Linked DNA regions of Homo sapiens: regions 1, 2 and 3 are each linked to region 4. The links are chromatin loops, found by intact Hi-C in ENCODE. Cell type or tissue: sigmoid colon. All regions are shown on one strand. Each heading gives the region's core, and the rest is flanking DNA. Links, peaks and the distances in the headings are about the cores only.

What was found. Hi-C counts contacts between places; a loop is a spot of excess contacts. Peaks named below come from ENCODE experiments on the same cell type or tissue, not always from the same donor. Only the 100,000 strongest peaks of a DNase experiment are listed, where the experiment ranks them.
Region 1: it touches region 4 in a loop (6-fold over the local background); 4 of 110 quality-filtered maps call a loop at or near these places.
Region 2: a loop joins it to region 4, with 13 times the contacts of the local background. A loop is called at or near these places in 2 of 110 quality-filtered maps.
Region 3: it touches region 4 in a loop (3-fold over the local background); 2 of 110 quality-filtered maps call a loop at or near these places.

The regions. Positions count from the first base shown.
Region 1 is chr3:66,699,976-66,705,309 of GRCh38, reverse strand. It overlaps LOC105377142 (a long non-coding RNA gene), which reads left to right. Exons shown (of 3, transcript XR_940935.3): 3 at 4,125-4,341. Among named protein-coding and RNA genes, the nearest start is that of LRIG1, 200 kb to the right of the region's middle. In sigmoid colon, for the core only: no CTCF peak of the experiment used is centred there; DNase peaks (open chromatin) are centred at 3,119 and 3,409.
Region 2 is chr3:66,421,891-66,427,224 of GRCh38, reverse strand. All of the region lies in intron 3 of LRIG1 (leucine rich repeats and immunoglobulin like domains 1), which reads left to right. Among named protein-coding and RNA genes, the nearest start is that of LRIG1, 76 kb to the left of the region's middle. RefSeq lists an enhancer at 4,743-5,268. In sigmoid colon, for the core only: no CTCF peak of the experiment used is centred there; DNase peaks (open chromatin) are centred at 1,984 and 3,164; H3K27ac peaks cover 306 bases.
Region 3 is chr3:66,404,676-66,410,009 of GRCh38, reverse strand. It overlaps LRIG1 (leucine rich repeats and immunoglobulin like domains 1), which reads left to right. Exons shown (of 19, transcript NM_015541.3): 8 at 2,519-2,662; 9 at 4,732-4,812. Among named protein-coding and RNA genes, the nearest start is that of LRIG1, 94 kb to the left of the region's middle. In sigmoid colon, for the core only: a CTCF peak has its summit at 2,069 (motif pointing left); DNase peaks (open chromatin) are centred at 2,069, 3,609, 4,129, 4,939 and 1 weaker place.
Region 4 is chr3:66,554,646-66,559,979 of GRCh38, reverse strand. No RefSeq gene overlaps it. Among named protein-coding and RNA genes, the nearest start is that of LRIG1, 56 kb to the right of the region's middle. RefSeq lists an enhancer at 5,073-5,334. In sigmoid colon, for the core only: no CTCF peak of the experiment used is centred there; DNase peaks (open chromatin) are centred at 2,115, 2,579 and 4,239.

The sequences.
Region 1 (5,334 bases), core at 226-5,225, 150 kb before region 4:
GTTGCTGTGGGCAGTACAGTAGAATGGCCTCATTATTTCTCTGTCTAGCCTCTTTAGAGCTATAAAGCCCAACCATGCTTTGTACTTGTAGTGGTTTGAATGCAATGTTATTTTGCAAAATAGAACTAATGATTATTCTGCAAGGGCTTAACATGTTTGCATCACAATTTAGACCCTGCTTCTTTTCAATAAATATATTTAAATTTATTGTTTTTTCCCGTGCTTGTATTCAAGTACTTACCGAGTAGTCTGGCAGGTACAAAACAAGTCAGACATGAATAACTGCTCTCAAGGAGAATATATTCTGGCTGGGAGAACAAGGCTGTACACAGGAAAAAATTGAAGGGAGTATAAATTCATCTGTGGAATTGACCAAATGGTGTTGTGTTCATGGACATGAGAGAGTATGAGCTTCATCTGTGAAGGCCTCATAGCAGAGGAAAGACTTGAAGAATGGATAGGCAAAAAGTGAAGAAGAGGTTATTCCAGAAGGAAAATAATCTTAGCAAAGGGATATGTGCCAGTAAGCCTGGAACCTTCTTTACTACAGCCTTGTCTGCAGCTAACATTAATTGACTAACATATCCACGGCTGTGTGTTTCTTCAGCTAAAACTGACTAGATTCAAAGATGCATTTAAGCCGGGTGTGGTGGCTCCTGCCTGTAATCCCAGCACTTTGGGAGGCTGAGGTGGGAGGATCACTTGAGGCCAGCAGTTTGAGACCAGCCTGGCTGATATGGTGAAACCCCCTCTCTACTAAAAATACAAAACTTAGCTGGGCGTGGTGGTGTGCACCTGTAATCCCAGCTACTTGGGAGGCTGAGGCAGGAGGATTGCTTAAACCCAGGGGGTAGAAGTTGTAGTGAGCTGAGATGTTGACACCTCACTCCAGCCTGGGCAACAGAGCTAGACTCTGTCTTAAAAAAAAGCAACAAAGAAAGATGCATTTAGTCAACACATTTTTCTAGAGCTTAAACAAAGTTTACAATTATAAAATATTACAATTATAAATAATTATATATAATATACATTATATATCAATATTAATCTACATCAATAATATATTGGTTAATATTAATATAATGATTCTTCTATATAATTAATTTTACATTAATATAGTAGTAAGGTAATTATGTTACTACAGTAACAATATATAATTGTAAGATATAAATATATACTTATATGATCTAATTGTATATATAATAAATTACACAATAATTTGTAATTCACATTTTTAGGCCTCTCCATATGTCATGGCTGAGTGCTTTACATGTGATATAACAACTTTATAGGGGTATTTTGGTCTCCACTTTACTAATAAGAAAACAGACTTAGTTTAGGAACTTAACCACACAGTAAGTGGCATTGCCTGTATGTGAATTCAAAGTTTGAATGCAAAACCCACATTCTTAACATTATGCCATACTGCCAGATATTCTGTATACTATATAGCATTTTGAATATTGTTTACTCAGGCACAATACAGCATTAAGATGTTAAGACAGGGAAAATAACCCCTTGAAGCAATTTCTGATCTTTATGAGAAGAGAAAGCCTGATGTATAGAGCTGAAACTATTGAGCAACATTGTGTGGCAACAATCTCTTTCTCAAGTCCTGAGAGTACATTAAGAAAGCATGGAGGCAAGGTTAGTTTGGGTAAGACTTCTTAGAATTAATAATTTGGAGAAGATTAGCAGATCTACTATTCTAGGCCAGGCCAAAGTTCCAATTTAATTATTTACATGCTTGTGTGGTTATATATTGTTCAAATATGACTTCCCAACATGGCCAAAATTTCGAGACACGAATTGAGAAAGATTTGGGTCATTTTAGAAATAGCAACCACTGAGTTTCTGACCTGATTTCCTGGGTGTGTGTTTAAATGCCTTTCACTCACTTATTTTCGGAGCTCATGGGAGGCAGTTTATGAAAACTGATTAAAAGAATGAAAAGTCACATGCTCAAACCTGGGTTTGAGAGCTTATCCTGCCACAAATGGTCATGAGAGTTAGCTTTTCCCTTAAACTCTAGGCCAGTGCGCTCAGTGCAGCCCTGGCCGGAAGCATGGGCATAGCCTCAGAACCTGTTAGAGATGCAGAATCTCAGGTCCCACCCCAGAGAGGCTGAATCTGAATCCCTGGGGTAGGGCCAGTGATCTGCATTTTCACAAGCTCACCAGACTCAAGGAACTCTGTGCTAGGCCTCACCTTCCTCATCTCTAAAAAGGAGGTCATATAGCATAGTACCTTCTTCACGGGAGCATTGTAAAGATTAAGTAAGATAATGCACATAAAACGCTTAGCGCAGTGTCTAAAACAAGAGTGATTAATATTATCTTCCATGGCTTCTTTTCTTTTTCTTTTTTTCTTTCTTTTTTTTTTTTTTTTTGAGATAAGCACTCTCTTTGTTACCCAGGCTAGAGTACAGGTGGCACAATCTCAGCTCACTGCAGGCTCTACCTCCTGGGCCCAAGTGATCCTCCCACCTTGGCCTCCCCAGTAGCTGGGACTACAGATGTACACCACGATGCCTGGCTCGTTTATGTTTATTTTTTGTAGAGATGGGGTCTCACTATGTTGCCCAGGCTGGTCTCAAACTCCTGGGCTCAAACGATCCACCTGCCTCAGCCTCCCAAAGTGCTAGGATTACAGGCATGAGATACCACATCCAGCCATCTTCCATGGCTTTATTTTATTTATTTATTTTTTTATTAAGAAGGGATAAGAAACCACAACCCTAAGCAGATAAGTCTGTCTGCCTTAGGTTCCAGCAGAAATCAATTCTTACAGCAAGTGATTAAGACTTGTCTGACCTCTGCCTTGTGTTACTAAGAAAACCTGAACTGTATAAACAGGTTTCTGTTGTGGTCTTTCTTGGGCTCCTGTTTGAAAACCAAGGAGGTCTGTGGCTGAGTTTTTACGGTCAGTCCAGAGGCTCCATGGAGCAGCTCTAATGGATGTGTGTGTCAGATTGCAAAAACACCCAGACTGGAGCATTTAAAGTCCTATTTAGAAAACCGTCTCCAGGTTTCACATTTGAGAACATAAACACTTGTGAAGTGCAATGCTTCTTCCAGGGAGACATGGAACTGGCTCAGCTCCCTGTGAGGTGCCCATTATATATCACTGGCTGAGCAGAGTCCTCGTAAGACCCAGCTTGACCCAGTGTGCTGACTTTCAAACCATCTGAACCCATTCTAGCATCTCTGTAGCTTTTGCTTAGTGTTTACGTATGAATTTGGAGCATCTATCCCGCTTAGAACCTTCATGCTTTTCACTTGCTCTTTCCCCCTTGGACAGAAGTCAGCAAACTTTTCTGCAAAGACCCAGACAGTACGCTCTGGAGGCCATAGGATCTCTGCCAAAACTATTCAACTCTGCAGTTGTAGATCAAAAGCAGCCATAGATGATATGTAAATGAATGGGTGCAGCCGTGTCCCAATAAAACTTTACTTACAAAAAACAGGTGGCAGGCCAGATTTGGTCCACTGAGCCCGGACTTAGAATCTCAAAACATCTAATAAAAGGGACCCAGATGACTAGGCAGCAGAATAATTTGGTGTCCATGGGTAAAGTTCCAGCTTAGAAGTAGTTACTGGCCTGAACTTAGACATGCCTTGGGTCATGGAAAGTAAACAACGCTAATTGTCCCTTAAGACCAGCTGGACCAAGATCTATTCTGAAGCTGTTTTGCTTCCACCTGGTGGGAAACATCTTCTCTTGGCTTAAAACTTTTAATGAAGATATTGCCTCAGAGTTTGAGAACAACCAAAGTGAGTTCCATATCTGGAATAAGGAAGTTTTCCTCTAAATGATAAGGTAGAAAGGGAGATGCTGCTTAGATATCAATGAGTAGGATGCAGGCTCAGACCTAAAGCACAGGCGTAGAGACGGGGGCCTGTGTCTTCCTTTCCTGAAACAGCTCAGGATACATGAATCCTGGTGCTTAGAAATGACAAAACTGGCCCATCTGCAAAGAGGTAACCCAGAGGTTGTGAATGTCGTAGATTATTCTGTATCCATGTCCTAGGAATTCTGAAGAATGATAAGCATCTCTATATAAGACAGAAGCAGAAGAAACCAGTTGACAAACGTTCTAACCTGGGTTATTCTTTCCTTTGCAGGGTTTTTGCAGTGCCAGGTGTGGATTGAGATTCAGCCTTGTAAGACTTACTCACTGAAAACTGGAATTTGCTTAGTTCCAAGGTAACCTTTTGTAACAGATGTCATTGGCTACCTATCCAATAGTCATTCCACTTCCCTTTGTTTTTCCTTGGAGGAGAACAAGATTTTCTTCATTATACACAATAAAATTGGGATGTCCGTGTGTAATTAAGAAAACATTGCTTGGTTTAATTCAATTATGATTATCTCATTATACATACCAGTGATTGTTTTATAGATAAATATGTAACCCAGAGCTGCCCAAAGAGAAATAAATTCTTCTGGAGATTTCTGGAAAAGGTAAACGTTCCCTTAAAAAGAGGCATTGGGGAAATGTGTCATCTTGCGAACATTGTTGATGTAGAGGTTGCAACTATGGTGGCCACCTTGCAACCCTGGGAAAGCCAAGCTATAGATGACGAGACAGAATTAACCCTCAGCTGCCTTACCTTGAGGCTTCTTGTTATGGACAGAGTAAAAATGTTCCTTATTGTCTCAACTAACTGGTTAGTTAGTTTCTGTTTCTTGCAACCAAAATAAATCCGCAGTCTTACACATTCCTGTTTGGTCTCTACCGGACCAGTTCAGCTGTGAAGTTCTGCTTCTACCAGTTCTCAAATTTTCTGCTTTCACTATTCCCACCTTGTTTAACCACCTGGTAGAGGCCTGGGAATTGTACTTTGTTATGTTTTGTCCATCAATAGTAGCCCCTGAGGTTGAGGTCTTACCGGATAGGATCTCACCAGGAAGCCTCTGCACGGTGAAGACTTACTACTCACAGACTGAAGTGATTTCAGTTTGTTACTTTTGTTATTAGAAGGGTTGGTGATAATAACGCTGTTTCTTTTTCATTCATCCAGTACAATTGTCCTTCTCTAACAAAGCTTGTAGGCTAGTGGATATAGTCAAGTAAACTACTACATACAACATAATGATGAGCCATAGTGGGAACGGGGGCTGTGGCAGTTCAGAGGGAGGCCCTGTTTTTGACCTCCACAACAGTCTCGCATATCCTATTTCTTCCAAACTTGCAATACCTCCTTCTCTGGAAATCCCAGACTCTCACTTTCTGGCCTCCATTGCAGCTAGGACATGAACATATAAGCCCCTTCTGGCCAGAGAGATGTATGAGAAAATCTTTGAAACACTTCTGGGAAGGATTTTTCTTGA
Region 2 (5,334 bases), core at 100-5,099, 130 kb after region 4:
TGACAGTGAGTGTGTGATGCAGAGCCTTGGTAAGAATTCCAGTGCAGCACCATGATGGGCAGAGTGCTGCAGGGTGTGGAGTTTGATGAAACCTGTCTGCCAGGATCACTTTGTTGGGGTAATGGGGGCCGGGGGTGTTAGATTTTTTTTCCCCCCAGTCTAGGGCTAGATTATGTGAAACTTATTTTCTAACCGGAGGTTCAGGCGAAGCAAAGAGCTATTATGTGGATTTCGCTTATTCATTAAGTAAGACGTGTTAAGATTTGATCTTGAAGTAAAACTGTGGTAGATTTGCCATTTCGGTGAGAGTCCACACTCAGATAGTTGACTGTGGACTTTGTGAATCACTGTAATTGTCTGGAAGGGCGGAAGGGCACAGCTTCTTAGATCTTAGGGATGGAGAGCTGGCCAGCTTCAGTATGTTTCAGACTAATTGGCGGAACTGAAACGAGGAAGGATATAGGATATACAGTGTGGATTTCTGTCTTCTGTAAAGTAACCCTGTTTGCCCATCTATCTTCACTGGCTCCAGTAAGGAACCTGGTTGATCTCTTGAGGAACATAACAGTGGTAGAGAGACTTATGTTCCATTTCACTTTCTGAAGAGGTAGAAAAGACATTGGCAGAAAAGACTGTGATTAGTGATGTCTGACATGGGCACTGGAGGGACAATGGGAAAGTTTTCTCTCTGCAGTTAAGAGGTATTTCCTTATTTTGCAGGTGGTTAAACGAGGTAGAGAAAGAGTGATTTATACATGGTTCCAAAATTGCATGACAGCAAGAATTAGAGTCTGGGTCTCTGCACCCCAAGAAACACAAACTGGTTGCCATAGGGTTGACAGGGTCAGCACACCACAGACAGTGGTCCCAATCCTGGCCCACTGCTTGTTTTTGTAAATAAAGTTTTATTGGAACATAGCCACACTCATTCATTTACATATTGTCTGGCTGCTTTTACATTATAACAGCAGAACTGAGTGGTCATGACAGAGACAGTATGACCCACAAAGCCTAAAAATTTACCATCTGGCCCAATGTAGAATAAGTTTGCTGGCCCCTGGTGTAGAAAATAGGTGCATAATTTCAGGGGTCAGAAATTACCCACTTGACCCACCTTGTCCCAACTGCCTTTGATCTCCTTGCCCTTTCTTCCTGGCTGTTATCTGTGACATGAGATCTTTTCCACCACTAACGGGAATACCTTGTAAACCAGGCTTTCACAGAACTGTAGTGGAACAATCACTTATGAGAAAAAGTTTTAAATGTTGGTTTCAAATGCCTCCATCTGTTTCACTGTCTAATTTAACATCAGCTCTGAAAATGTAGCCAACTGGGGAGAGCTTATCTTGCCTGCTTTCCGCCTTTGAAGACTGATTTTATTTTTGAAGCCTTTAACAGGTGTTGGTTTAATAGACTTCTGCTGTATTAAGTTCTCCTCGCTCCAGAGGGCAGCCCAAGGGGTAAACTGACACTGTGGATGGAGGCGAATGCCACGTGACCTGGCCACCACACACTTCCCCCGGTCCCCATAAGTGCAGAATCACTGGTTTTGTCTGGTTGCAGAGAAAGGCTGCGCTGTTCCTTTGATGAGGCCAATAAGAACTGTTCCTAGCACAACACTGTCCTCTTGCCTTGCACCATCCTCACCCTTTTTTGTAAACTTAAGTGGATCCCTTTGCAGCTTACCTTCCCTAACAATAAAGATACTCCTTCCTCCCTCGATGGCAGATCTTTCAAGATCTCAAAGAAACTGCCCTTTTCTTTCCATCCAGAACATTCAAAGTAAAAACTTGAGCTTTATCTGCCTTATTTGCTGAGATTCTGTCACATGAAGTCCTGTGCACATTTGCTTCTCACACAGGACTCTGGGAAGCTTGTATGAGAGCTGGGCCACCTGGCCGAGGCCAAGCTACGTAGAACAGGCTGAGTTGACTGAGAAATGGCCAGCTAATGTTCAGATTTAGCCAAGCTTTGGAAGTTTATGGGTGGAATCTGGGCCAGTGCCCTTAAAGTTCTGCCAGGAGAGCCTCTCGGACGGGCTAGATAGGGTCATGCTTCCCTGGGCTTGCATCCCGGCTCCTCTTGCTTCCCAGCTGTGTGACCTTGGGCAAGCTCCAGCAGACTTCTGAGCCTCAATTTCTTCAATTGCCTAAGTATAGATGCTTCTCAACTGACAATGGAGTTATGTCCAGATAAACCCATCCTAAGTTGAAAATATCATTAAGCAAAAAATGCATTTAATACCTCTAACCTCCTGAATACCACAACCTAGCCTAGTCTACCTTAAATGTGCTCAGAACACTCATATTAGTCCACAGTTGGGCAGAATCATCTAACACAAAGCCCATTTTATAATAAAGTTTTGAATATCTCCTATAATTTATTGAACACTGAGTGGAAAACAGAATGGTTTTATGGGTACTTGAAGTACAATTTCTATTGAATGTGTATAGCTTTTGCACCATTGTGAAGTCCAGAAATCGTTAAGCTGAACCATCGTAAGTCAGGGGCTGCCTATAAAGATAATAGTACCTACCTTGTTAGATTGCTGTGTGATGGCATTGATGCTTTGCCCAGGATCTACTGTGTATATAATAGGTGTTCATTAATTGGTCAGCTGTTGAGAGGCAATAAAAAGAGGTATGGATCTTCTTGGGAACTGTGCAGTTAGTTATGTTAAAGGAGTGAAAATGATGACCACTTGGGTTTGCATGTGGAATTGAAAACATGGATAGTTTCCTGAAGGTGGAATGCCGGGTTGAGCGAGGGCAGCAGACACGTTTCCATGGCATCAACTCTCAGGCAGGAGGTGGGAAGGCTTCCCTGCAGGGGTTTGAATGCCAGCTGTTTACTCTAACCTTCATGGGGGGGAGACCTAGAGAGGGTATCTTAGACCAGCAGGCTACCTCTGGAATGGTGGGGTTGGTGGGGTTTGGTGGGCTTGGGTCAGGGACGTGGCCTCAGTTCCACTTGCTGTGGGAGTGGGGGTGGGGGGTGTCATCCAGATGCTGGGGAATCTGTCAGATGTCTAGCCACCCTGAATCCTGCAGAAGTTGCAGTCTGGGATTTGCTTTGAAACGTGGGGTCTTCCCAGTGGCTGGGTTTGACACTCTCCAGCTGGAGCAGGCTTCTTTTATGCTTGAAGTTAAGAGTGAGAGCTCTGAGTCAGCCCTTCGTTCCTGAGAGGGGAGCCAGAGCTGCTTGTTTGCACTGAAATATGTCAGAAGAGTAGACAAGAACCAGTCATTAATTTTATTCTTTTTTCCAGAGCACCTCCTACAGACTAGATCCTTAGCCTGGCTCTGATGACACAAGCATGACTACTAAAAACAAGAACTCATTTTATTGAGCAGTTGTTACGTGTCAGGTCATATCAGCCCATGGGGCATATGAACTTCACACATCACTTTACAGAGGGGCTCTTCTGAGGTTCACACCTGTGAGTGGGATAGCTGGGATTTGAACCTGGGCAGGAAGACACTCAAGGCATATTGTTCCACAGTGCTGTGCCATGTTCCACAGCAGGAAGAACTCCACATGTGCCTTGGAGACCATGGACAGGACTTACTTGGGAGACACAAGAATCATCATTTGAGATTTAGACAGAGGAGTGCTGTGAACTGAGTCACATTTTGTTTTAATTTGTTTCTTTTGAGATGGAGTTTTGCTCTTGTTGCCCAGGCTGGAGTGCGGTGGCGTGATCTTGGCTCACTACAACCTCTGCCTCCCAGGTTCAAGCAATTCTCCTGCCTCAGCCTCCCGAGTAGCTGGGATTACAGGCATGCGCCACCATGCCCGGCTAATTTTTTATTTTTAGTAGAGACAGGGTTGCTCCATGTTGGTCAGGCTGGTCTCAAAACTCCTGACCTAAGGTGATCCGCCCACCTCAGCCTCCTAAAGTGCTGGGATTACAGGCGTGAGCCACCGTGCCTGGCCTTGTTTTAATTTTAAATTGTGGTAAAGTACACATAACATAAAATTTACCATCTGAAGTATTTTTTAAAATGTGGAGTTCAATGGTGTTAAATGCATTTATGTTGTGCAACCAGTCTCCAGAACTTTTTTCCATCTTGCAAAACTAAAACTTCATACCTATTTGATATGGTTTGGCTGGGATGATGTCTACCCAGATCTCATCTTGAATTGTAACTCCTACAATTCCCATGTGTCATGGGAGGGACCCAGTGGCAGGTGATTGAATTATGAGGGTGGGTCCTTCCTGTGCTGTTCTCATAATAGTGAATGAGTCTCACAAGATCTGATGGTTTTAAAAACTGGAGTTTCCCTGCACAAACTCTCTTTTTGCCTGCTGCCATCCATGTAAGATGTGATTTGTTCCTCCTCGCCTTCTGCCATGATTGTGAGGCCTCTCCAGCCAGGTGGAACTGTGTGTCCAATTAAATCTCTTTCTTTTGTAAATTGCCCAGTCTTTGTGTCTTTATCAGCAGCGTGAAAAATAACTAAGACAGTAAATTGGTACCAGTAGAGTGGGACATTGCTGAAAACATACCTGAAAATGTGGAAGTGACTTTGGAACTGGATAACAGGCAGAGGTTGGAGCACTTTGGAGGGCTCAGAAGGCAGGAAGATGTGGGAAAGTTTGGAACTTCCTAGAGACTTGTTGAATGGCTTTGACAAGAATGCTGATAGTGACATGAACAATAATGTCCAGGCTGAGGTGGTCTCAGATGGAAATGAGGAATTGTTGGGAACTAGAGCAAAGGTGACTCTTGTTATGCTTTAGCAAAGAGACTGGCAGCATTTTGCCCCTGCCCTAGAGATTTGTGGAACTTTGAACTTGAGAGAGATGATTTAGGGTATCTGATGGAATAAATTTCTAAGCAGTAAAGCATTAAAGATGTGACTTGGGTGCTGTTAAAGGCATTCAGTTTCAAAAGGGAAACAGAACATAAAAGTTTGGAAAATTTGCAGCCTGACAATGCAATAGAAAAGAAAATCCCATTTTCTGAGGAGAAATTCAAGCTGGCTGCAGGAATTTGCATAAGTAATGAGGAGCTGAATGTTAATCACCAAGACAATGGGGAATATGTCTCCAGGGCATGTCAGAGATGTTTGCGGCAGCCCCTCCCATCACAGGCCTGGAGGCCTAGGAGGAAAAAGTGGTTTCGTGGGGCAGGCTCAGGGTCCCTGTGCTGTGTGCAGCCTAGAGACATGGTGTCCTGTGTTCCAGCTGCTCCAGCTGTAGCTGAAAGGGGCAACATAGAGCACGGACCATGGCTTCAAAGGGTGGAAGCCCCAAGTCTTGGCAGCTTCCATGTGGTGCTGAGCCTGCAGGTATGCAGAAGTCAACAGTTGAGGTTTGGGAACCTCTGC
Region 3 (5,334 bases), core at 96-5,095, 150 kb after region 4:
TAGCCCTGTTCCCAAACCAGCCAGGCCCAGGGTGGAACCCTCAGCGATTTGAGCCCCAGTCCCTTCCTCATCTCCCCTTCACTTCCTCTGCATTTGGATTAGCAGGGGCTCCAGGAGTAGCAGCTAGGTCCCTGCAGGGAGCCTTGGCCCCCAAGGTCCTGTTGGGTTTGGAGACAGTTCCAGGGGTAGAAAGTTCCTGGGGAAGGGCAGCTATGGCAGAGTGCTCACAGGAGCCATTTTGAGAGTGACTGTGTGTTAATGGCCACACCAAATAGCATGTGCTTCTTCAGTGAGGGGGTCATTTGGGCTCAAACAGAGACAGTGAAACGCTGACTGTGGATGAATTTGTGTCCTCGGAGTCGCCACCTTCCTTCCTGTAGATGAGCTGCCCAGGTTCTTGGCCCCTTCCCTTTCTCTGTTTTGCACCGCAGTGGCCTGCTGGCAGAGGCTCCTGTGCAGTCGTGTGCGTGCTTAGTTCAGAGATGTGTGGTGTGGTCCTCTTGCTCCTTTTGGAGATTTCCAGACAGGGGTCCCAGGTTGAGACTGAGAACTGAGCTTGTCTTGCCCAAAGTTCTGAGATTAGTAGTGACAGACTGTCGCCTGGGTAGCGATGGGCAGTGGCCCTGGCCACCCCATCATGTCAGGGTGGGGTTACTGGACAGTGAACGCAGCATTCCTAAGGACTCAGAGAACATCTTTACAAGTCTATAGTTTGTGTTTTCACTGTTCTTTCCATTTGATATGCTCCAGTTTAGTCTACTGTGTTTCTTTATTTTTCACAAGAGTTGGGTGGGTTTTTTTGTTTTGTTTTGTTTTTTTCTTCCTTTTCTAGGCTTGGCTGTTGGAAAAAATTCACCCACTGAAGTGAATGATTGTTAAGAGTGCCAAGCCTCAGTCTGTCCTGTCTCTCTCTTGACCTCACCAGGCAAACTCAAGGGGATGCGTGAATCTAATGTGGATTCTTGCAGCTGGTGTTTGTGTCTGGTCTTCTGTGTTCTCCTCTCTCTCCCTGTCCTTCCTTCCCTCCTCCTCCCCCCCTCCCCCCACCACACACACACACACACACACACACACACACACACACACACACACACACTGACTTGGAGTTTATATTTTGGTGACTCCATCATTATCTAATGCAAAACACAGTGGTCCTGCCTCTTTCCTAACTTTTCTTGGATTCTGTGAGTGTTAACCCTTTGGTTTCAGCTTCCTACGCTTCAGGGCCTGCAGTTGTGCATTCCATGTGGTGCTGGATGGCTCCTTTCAGGCTCTGTAGTCAAGCTGTGACCCCACCAGGGGACTCCTGGTTTTGTTGGTCAGGGCCGGGAGGTGTGGGAAGCAAGAGAGGTCTTTTAAGTCCCCGAAGCCTGAGCCAGTCCAATTCTTAAAGTGAGGGGCCATCCTCTGACTCACCAGTGTATCGTGGCCCCAGGGATGGCATGCTGTCTTCTGCGGGGTCCGGGATCCCCTCTCTAGCTGGTGGAAGGCATGAAGCCCTCTTCCATGCCCTCTAGAAGGGGCAGCAAAGATCACAGAAGTGCGCTTGAGCAGTCCTAGCAGTTTGCACCATATCCAGGTAACCTCAGAGGCAGATTTGGGATTGCTTCCCAGCATGTGTTTCCCACCCCTCCTTTAAGCTAAATTCTTTAATTGCAGGTGAGGATATAATTTTGATCTCCTGCCAGGTCTGTTTAACTGACAGACACCCTGACTTATTTGTCCAGGAGGGAAAGAATGCTGCTCCTAGCTGCCTTTAAAAGCTCATTAATCTTCTCTGAGTTTATTTTCCATCTTCCTATCCCTGCCCCAGCCCCAATTTTTCAACGATAGATGACCAATATGTCACGTAAGCAACCCAGAGGTGCAGGAGTGCTGGGAGGAAGCTTTGATTCTGAGGTTCGGGCAAAGCATGTGCTTTTACCGCCTGCAGTAGGGGATCATGCTCTGAGGTCCACGTGGATGGGGGCAGGGAGGCCTGAGCAGGAGCCTCCTGCCCTGGGGGAGTTGCCCCACTAAGGCATGAGGCACAGGTGTGGTTGTCCCACGCAGGGGCTAGTGGTGCCCTCTGCTGGCAGATGCAGGGAGTGTGACTGGGGCTCCCTGGCTTGCTGCGGGGTCATCTCCAGAATCCCAGGCTTCTGCTATGAGAGAGGTCTTTTGTAGCCTGAATCAGGAGCTGCCTTGGACAGCATGAAGGCGCTGGAGCTTGAGAGTTGTTGTGTGTCATGACCTCGTGTGTAGTCTTCACAGTTTAACAGCCACCCTGGCCCCTGTGACCTATGCACCCATTCTACGAGTCAGACTAGTGTGTTGGGCACTGATGAGTTTCTAGCTGCATGGCCACTTTTACCCCCAGGATTCTGTGGGTGTGGGTGTGTGTGTGCACGCACGCGCGTGCGTGTGCATCTGTGTCATTTCCCACTGAAACCCAGCTGACTGTGGCCCAATTTCCGGTGGGGTGGGGTTGGGGGGCAACCACACTAGATGGTGACATTGCTGCCCTCCCTTTCCTCAGGGTCCTGTCCTTCAACAACCTGACACGGCTGGACGAGGAGAGCCTGGCCGAGCTGAGCAGCCTGAGTGTCCTGCGTCTCAGCCACAATTCCATCAGCCACATTGCGGAGGGTGCCTTCAAGGGACTCAGGAGCCTGCGAGTCTTGTACGTCTCCCACTACTGACAGGATAAAGGGGTCCCCAGTGGGGAGAGCAGAATAGAGCAAACCATCTGCTTTGTTGAACTCCATTTGCGTTGGCTTCGAGTCAGAATTGGATCCAAAGCTGGCTTGCTCTATGTGCAGAGTCTCAAACTTTTATGTAATCAACTGAAAAAGAACTGGTTAAGCAGAAAAATCTCTCATTTCCCCAGGATGGTGCCTAGAGAGGGATGGCAGCTCCTAAAAAGTAGTTGTTCTCAAGCAGTGATGCCCACGTTGTGCTGGACAGGATGCTGGCTCCTAGTGTTGGAAAAAGCTTCCCCACGCTGAGCGCCTGGTGCAGCCTCCAGTTCGGCAGCCGTGGGTCAGTCTTTCCCATCTTGAGTCTTCAGCTGCAACTTCCAAGTCCTGAATATTTTTTCTCTAAACCATGGGAATACTGCAGTGCATCTCTCGTCTGAGCATTTGAACTTCTTCAGCATAACCTGTACCAAGATGCCTCCTTTCCAAAAGCAGCACTTAGGGAATCCTGTGTCTCTCCTTGTACCTCGTCGGGGGTCAGTTAACAAAGTGGAGGTGCTAATGCCATTTCCCTTGAAGTCCCTAATTAGATGGGGTTGGCAAAAGTGGCTGCAGGATGCTTTTCTGAGGCTTGTATAAAACTTTTCCATGGTTGGCTTCATAGAACTTCCAAGCAGCTGTCAGCATAAAACCCCCAGAGAGGGGCATGCAGGTTTCAGAGGACAGTGGTGGCGGGTTCTAGGGTCTCCTTCTCAGGCGTAATCCACTGCACAGAGAGGGATCTGTTCCAGTGTGACAGGGAGGGAGGCCTTTGCACTTGCACCTGGCAGAGCCGGCTTTAATGTGGAGCCATTGCCAGGGAGTGTGAAAGAGGCCGGAGCCAAGCTATTCAGGCCAGGTCAGCCTGTGAGCCCATACAAGGCCCAAATAACAAGGCTGGGAACATTCAGACTGAGCGGGCCAGAAAGGAGAGAAAAACTTTGGCAGCCAGGGCTAGGAGCAGAGAGACAGGCACACAAAGCCACAGCCCCGGGTCCCTGGTTCCTGGTTTTTTCAGTATGCAGATGATAGGAAGGAACCCATTGAGAGGAGAAGTCCCTTCCAGCAGCAGAATCTCCACTATTTGACCTTCCTGCTGTGACAAGAAAGGTCACCGCCAGCATTTCACTCTTCAGTCAGAGCTGCCCTCTCTGCTGGCAGCATTGATTCCTGCTGCAGCTTCTCACAGGAGACAAGAGTTCCTTTTCTCTCCCTGGCCTGTGTCTGCAAGGGCTCGGGGGGAAAATTTAAGAACCAAGAACCTTGTGGAAAGTTGGAGAGGGCAGGATGGGGGCCTGGTCTCCAGGTGTGATGTCTCGCCTGGGCACTGTGACCTGCTCCTGGAAGCTGGGAAGCCATTGAGTCATCGGCCATGGGATTTGCATTGTTGGAGGGGCCTGGGCTGAGTTGGCCTCATCCCTCTGATCCTGGCGAGTGGGTCACAAGTCTGACTCAGCACCCAGATGTCCTCCCTGGCTCAGAGTCAGCGCCCTGCAGGCCTTGGGAGGAGATGGGCTCCGGGCTCCAGACCCACTGGCTGGTACGGAGGCGCCCACGGGCCGGCCCTGTGCCGGGTCTCTTTCTTCCATGTGCTTTCTGCAGTTTCTCGGTCATGTCCAGAAAAGGGACTCTGGTTGGTATGAGAGCAGACGGGAGCCTTAAGGAACCTTTTGGGTTGATTCTCAGTGCTGGGGCCAGATGTCCGCTCTCTCGGGGCAGAATACAGACTGGGCTGTCTGCACCACCTCCCTTCCCTTGAGTGTGGCCTCCGCAGACAGGGAGGCAGGTGGAGCCCAGGGAAGTTTCTTGTCTAAGGCATGTGTCATCTTGGTTGGAAGGCTGAGAAACAGGGCTTCCCTCCCAGGGCCACGTGTCTCTTCACCCTACGTCCCGGCTGTGCCTCCAGGGTGCATGCACCCAGGGGACTTCAGCTTCCGAGCAGCAGGCTGGGTGAGAGTTTGCTTTCCCTTCACGCCCCGACTGCTCGGTGAGCTGCTTTCTGTCCTCTCCCCAGGGATCTGGACCATAACGAGATTTCGGGCACAATAGAGGACACGAGCGGCGCCTTCTCAGGGCTCGACAGCCTCAGCAAGCTGTGAGTATCCGCCGCACGGAGCTCCGCCGGCAAATGCGCGGGACACACTTGGGTGGGAGATGTTTCTGTGGCGCCCCCCGCGCCTCTCTGCTCTGGGCCCAGGCGGAAGAGGAGCTGGCTTTTGTTTGGGGCAGAGCTTGTTTTGTTTGTGGAGAAGAGTTTGAAGAAGAGGGTGGGGGACACCCCACTCCTTGATGGCCTGGGTGTTGGGTTCTTGGGGGCTGGCAACCCGGCGTTTGGCGGCTGGTGGAGCTTCTCTTGGGCTTCACTCACAACTCACATGAAAACTGCTGAATTTGCTGTTGCCCTTTGTACAAAGGAGTCTTGCCCTGTTACTGGGTTTCTCAAAGTTGTGTAAAGGTCAGTAAGGTGTGAGGGCGGTGGGGCTCCTGTCAGTACTTTCGTCATTAACCATCATCTCAAATAACCACGTCATTTCCAAGGGTCGTAGTAGCAGCTATTTTGAATGTATGGTTTGGGGTCTTTTTCTTTTTTTTCCTAGCTAGCTCCTAGATTTTGCCA
Region 4 (5,334 bases), core at 163-5,162:
TTGAGCCTGCAGGTGCACAGAAGTCAAGAACTGAGGTTTGGGAACCTCCACCTAGATTTCAGAAGATGTATGGAAATGCCTGGATGCCCAGGCAAAAGTTTGCTGCAGGGGCAGGGCCCTCATGGAGAACCTCTGCTAGGGCAGTGCAGAAGGCAAATGTAGGGTGGGAGCCCCCACACAGAGTCCCTACTAGGCCACTGCCTAGTGGAGCTGTGAGAGGAGGGCCTCTGTCCTCCAGACCCCAGAATGGTAGATCCACCGACAGCCTGCACTGTGAGCCTGGAAAAGCCACAGACACTCAATGCCAGCCCGTGAAAGCAGCCAGGAGGAAGGCTGTACCCTGCAAAGCCACAGGGGCAGAGCTGCCCACAATTATGGGAACCCTCCTCTAGTATCAGTGTGACCTGGGTGTGAGACCTGGAGTCAAAGAAGATCACTTTGGAGCTTTAAAATTTGACTGCCCCATTGGATTTCGGACTTGCATGGGCCCTGTAATTCCTTTGTTTTGGCCAAATTCTCTCATTTGAAATGGCTGTATTTCCCAGTACCTGTACTCCCATTGTATCTAGGAAGTAACTAGCTTGCTTTTGACTTTACAGGCTCATAGGCAGGAGGGACTTGCCTCATCTCAGATGAGACTTTGTACTGTGGACTTTTGGGTTAATGCTGAAATGAGTTAAGACTTTGGGGGACTGTTAGGAAGGCATGATTGGTTTTGAAATGTGAGGACATGAGATTTGGAGGGGCCGGGGCAGAATGATATGGCTTGGCTGTGTCCCCATTCAAATCTTAACTTGAATTGTATCTCCCAGAATTCCCACGTGTTGTGGGAGGGACCCAGAGGGAGGTAATTGAATCATGGGGGCCAGTCTTTCCCGTGCTGTTCTTGTGATAGTGAATAAGTCTCACGAGATCTGATGGGTTTGTCAGAGGTTTCTGTTTTTGCTTCCTCCTCATTTTCTCTTGCTGTCGACTTGTAAGAAGTGCCTTTCACCTTCTGCCATGATTCTGAGGCCTCCCCAGCCTAAGAATGTGGAACTGTAAGTCCAGTTAAACTTCTTTTTCTTCCCAGTCTCAGTTATGTCTTTATCAACAGCATGACAAGGGACTAACACAAATGGTGTCGTCACAGGTCAATGAGTTGTCACATGAAAAATGCTTAACACAGCGTCTCACACATATTAAGCACTATGTTCATATTATAATTGTCATTGTTATTACTAAGTATTACATCTGAGAATGCCAAGTGTCTGCTGAACAATTTTTTAAAAATCTTTTTGTAGAAATAGGGTCTTGCCATGTTGACCAGGCTGGTCTTGAACTCATGACCTCAAGTGATTCTCCTGCCTTGGCTTCCTAAAGTGCTAGGATTACAGGCATGAGCCACCATGCCTGGCCAAACAATTTTAATATCTAAATCTTACCCGAACACCTGACCATCCTTCAGAGGTGATAGCAATAGCTGAGTGGGCATTTTATGTGAGCTAGTGATAGGGGAATGAACTAGCAATACTCCCTTTATCCATTCTTACCAAATTCCACCATTGTTTAGGGACATAACCAGGTGGCTTGAACTCATTTTTCCCAGAACAACAGTGGCATGATGCCAGCAGGCCCACTGTAGGTGTGTCACTGGTAGAGGAGCTAATTTTGTAAGAAACATGCCTCCAGTCTTCCGGTATTCATGATTTCTTCACATGGTTATGTGTGGATCCAGATGGTCGGTCTAGCATCCTGTATGCCTCTGCTTCACATTAGTTCTTAACTTTGTCAAACCAATACCAGGAAAGATACCATGAAGCTCTCAGTGTCCACATATTCACTGGGTAGAGAAGTCTTCCTCAGAGACTGCCGTCTTCCTCTTTGTCTTTAAAACCTCATCTGTTGTCTGAACATCTGTATGCAGCTTTGACATGAGGCATTTGGGGATTTGAGTTGATTTCTGAAGCTAAATATCCAGTGGGACCCAGGTGAGTTACTTCATGTCACTACATTTCCTCATCCTTAAAATGCAGCCTTCTTTTATAGAATCAAATTCTTTTTTTTTTTTTTTTTTGAGACGGAGTCTTACTCTGTCGCCCAGGCTGCAGTGCAGTGTCAGGATCTTGGCTCACTGCAACCTCTGCCTCCCAGTTTTAAGTGATTCTCCTGCCTCAGCCTCCTGAGTAGCTGGGATTACAGGCATGCACAACCATTCCTGACTAATTTTTATATTTTTAGTAGAGATTACAAAGTGTTGAGATTACAGCTGTAAGCCACCATACCCAGCCTCTAGAATCAAATTCTGTCTGGTTCTCTTCCATTCCTATTCAGTTATTTAGTAATAAAATCAGTGTTCCAGCACATTTCAGGGCTTCGTGCAAGTGGATTGCACTGAACTGCACTGGTCCTCAGCCAAATTTTATGCTCCCTTTTCATAAATACCTGAGTAATATTTAAACCCAAGAAGGCAGGGAAAAAGCAACAGAGACCCAAAGGGAGTCAGCCAAGAACCTACGTGAGTTGTGTATTCGGAGTGGTGATCCTACCGTCCTGGAGCATAAATCTTAAACTGCGGATCTGTTCTTTTTTGTAGACTCCACACCGGACAGCTTGACAACCACTTTAACGTCCAGGTCTCCCTAGGCAAAAGTAGTCCAATGCGCAATGAGGTGTCCTGTCTTGTGTAATGTTCAAGAGCTTGGCACCAACATGTCTATTTTCACCCTTCCTGGAAGAAATCAACCCTTTTCCCCATCTACCCACTCTCAATCTCAGGCAACAGGCTGCACACTTCCCCTAGTCTTGACAAAAATGTTAGCAAGAAGTGCGATCTTGAAACCATTCCTTTCCATCGGCCTGTGCTCTTTTCATTGTTTCTCCAAATATATTATCCATGTGGCCCCGAAAAGTGGAGCATGCAGGAGGACTTTGGATGGTACCTAGATAACCTTTTCAGTAAGAAGTTCCTTTTACTACATTTCAGATTTTTAAAGGTGAAAAAAATAATTATAGTGATACAGATGAGTTTTCTTTTCTTTTTTTTTCTTTTTCTTTTTAGAGATGAGATCTTGCTCTGTCACCCAGGCTGAAGTGCAGTGGCACAATCAGGGCTCACTGCAGCCTCGACCTCCTGGGCTCAAGTGATCTCCCCACCTCAGCCTCCCAAGTAGCTGGAACTACAGGTGTGTGCCACCATACCCAGCTAATTTTTTATTCTTTTTTTTTTTTTTTTGTAGAGATGGGGTCTTGCCATGTTGCCTGGGCTGGTCTCAAACTTCTAGCCTCAAGAAGTCCTCCCTGCTTAGCCTCCCAAAGCACTGGGATTACAGGCATGAGCCACCAAACATTGCTGAATTTTCTTTTTTTATTGTGAGTTAATTCCAGTAACAACAATGTAATCTGAAGTACCTTTCTTAGTAGCCAACATCGATGGAATGCTGGGGATGTTCCAGGTAGAGCTGGCAGGGCTTTGTAAGCACCCTCCTCACAACCCTCCATGGTAGATAGTATTATTCTCACTTCACAGATGAGGAAAGTGAGGCTCAAAGACAGTGAAGCAACTTGCTCAGTTATTGTATCAGAGCTGCCTTCGACTCTGCTACTCGCTCTTTTTTTTTTTTTTTTTTTTTTTTAATGAAATGGAGTTTTGCACTGTGGCCCAGCCTGGAATATGGTGGCACAATCTCGACTCACTGCAACCTCTGCCTCCCGGGTTCAAGTGATTCACCTGCCTCAGCCTCCCAAGTAGCTAGAATTATACCTCCACACCCAGCTAATTTTTTTTTTTCTGTATTTTTAGTAAAGGTTGGGTTTCACCATGTTGGCCAGGCTGGTCTCTAACTCCTGACCTCAAGTGATCCACCCATCTCAGCCTCTTAAAGTGCTGGAATTATAGGCATGAGCCACTGTGCCCAGCCTATTCTGCTCTATTGATACACTCACTTTAAATTGTTATTCATTGAAATGAAGCTCCAAAGCAATGGAATTAAGACTCAGCGGGTTTGCTGTTGGCCTGGGAATCTGTATATTTACCACATCTCAGCAGATGCTGCTGCACCTCTCTAGGTAGATCTGTGACAGCCTCTGAACCAGATGATCTTTACAGTCCCTTCCAGATGGAAAAGACAGCAACAAACATATCTATTGAGCACAGTGAGCCCTGAACACTAAACTGGGCATGTATTGGGCATATGGGCAGAAGGAAAAGCCCCAGCTCCTTCTGGCTTCCACCCAGCAATCCTTCTCTAGAGAAGCCAGGATTCAGTGGAAATTCAGCAACGGTGAGCACTTGACTTATTCCCCTAGGGATATGGCGTATTAGTCACCCCATAAACATTTAATTATATTTAGCTATATTTTATAAGCTGGCACATTATCAGAGCTGTCTCTCTCTGTTGCCCCAAGTGCCACTGTTTGAAAGTACCCATAAGACCTCTTAACGTTATGTCCCTCTTGGCTTCTGGTAAAACATGGGCATATACAACAAAAGAAACTAGGAAAGGCAGATGCTGCTGAGTTAGCCAAGAGTGCTTGCAGAAACCCCTTGAAGAAGGAAATATGTGTGTCATTCAAGTGCGGTGTAATTTTCAAAGGATGTTACCCTAATGATGTGCATAGAAATGCCTGGGGACCCTGTTGACCACACACATGCACAGACACACCCACACACCTGCACTCAAGAGAGGGTGATTCTATCAGTCTGGGCTAGGGCCCTGGAATTAGCATTTTAACATTTCATTGCAATATTAATGTACAGAAAAGTACAAAAAGTAGACACCTCAATTAATTTTCACACCCATGCAACCAGAACCCAGATCAAGAAAGAACACTGCCAGCACCCTAGAAGTCTCTTTTTTTCCCTTTATCACTACTTCTCTCCAACAGTTACTGTTTTGCTTTTTTTGTTTGTTTTTGTAGTTTTGTTTTTTTTTTTTTTTGAGACGGAGTCTCACTCTGTCACCCAGGCTGGAGTGCAGTGGCACGGCGCGATCTCCACTCACTGCAGCCTCTACCTCCCGGTTCAAGCGATTCTCCTGCCTCAGCCTCCCGAGTAACTGGGATTACAGGTGCGTGCTACCATACCCAGCTAATTTTTGTATTTTTAGTAGAGACAGGATTTCACCATGTTGGCCAGGATGGTCTCAATCTCCTGACCTCATGATCCGCCCACCTTGGCCTTCCAAAGTGCTGGGATTACAGGCGTGAGCCACCGCGCCCGACCCCAACAGTTACTATTATTCTAATTTATAACCCATGCATTAGGTTTTACCAATTTCTGTATTTATAGAAATGGAAATATATATTGTACACCCTTTGGTGTCTGACTTATTTTGCTTGACCTTGTATTTGTGA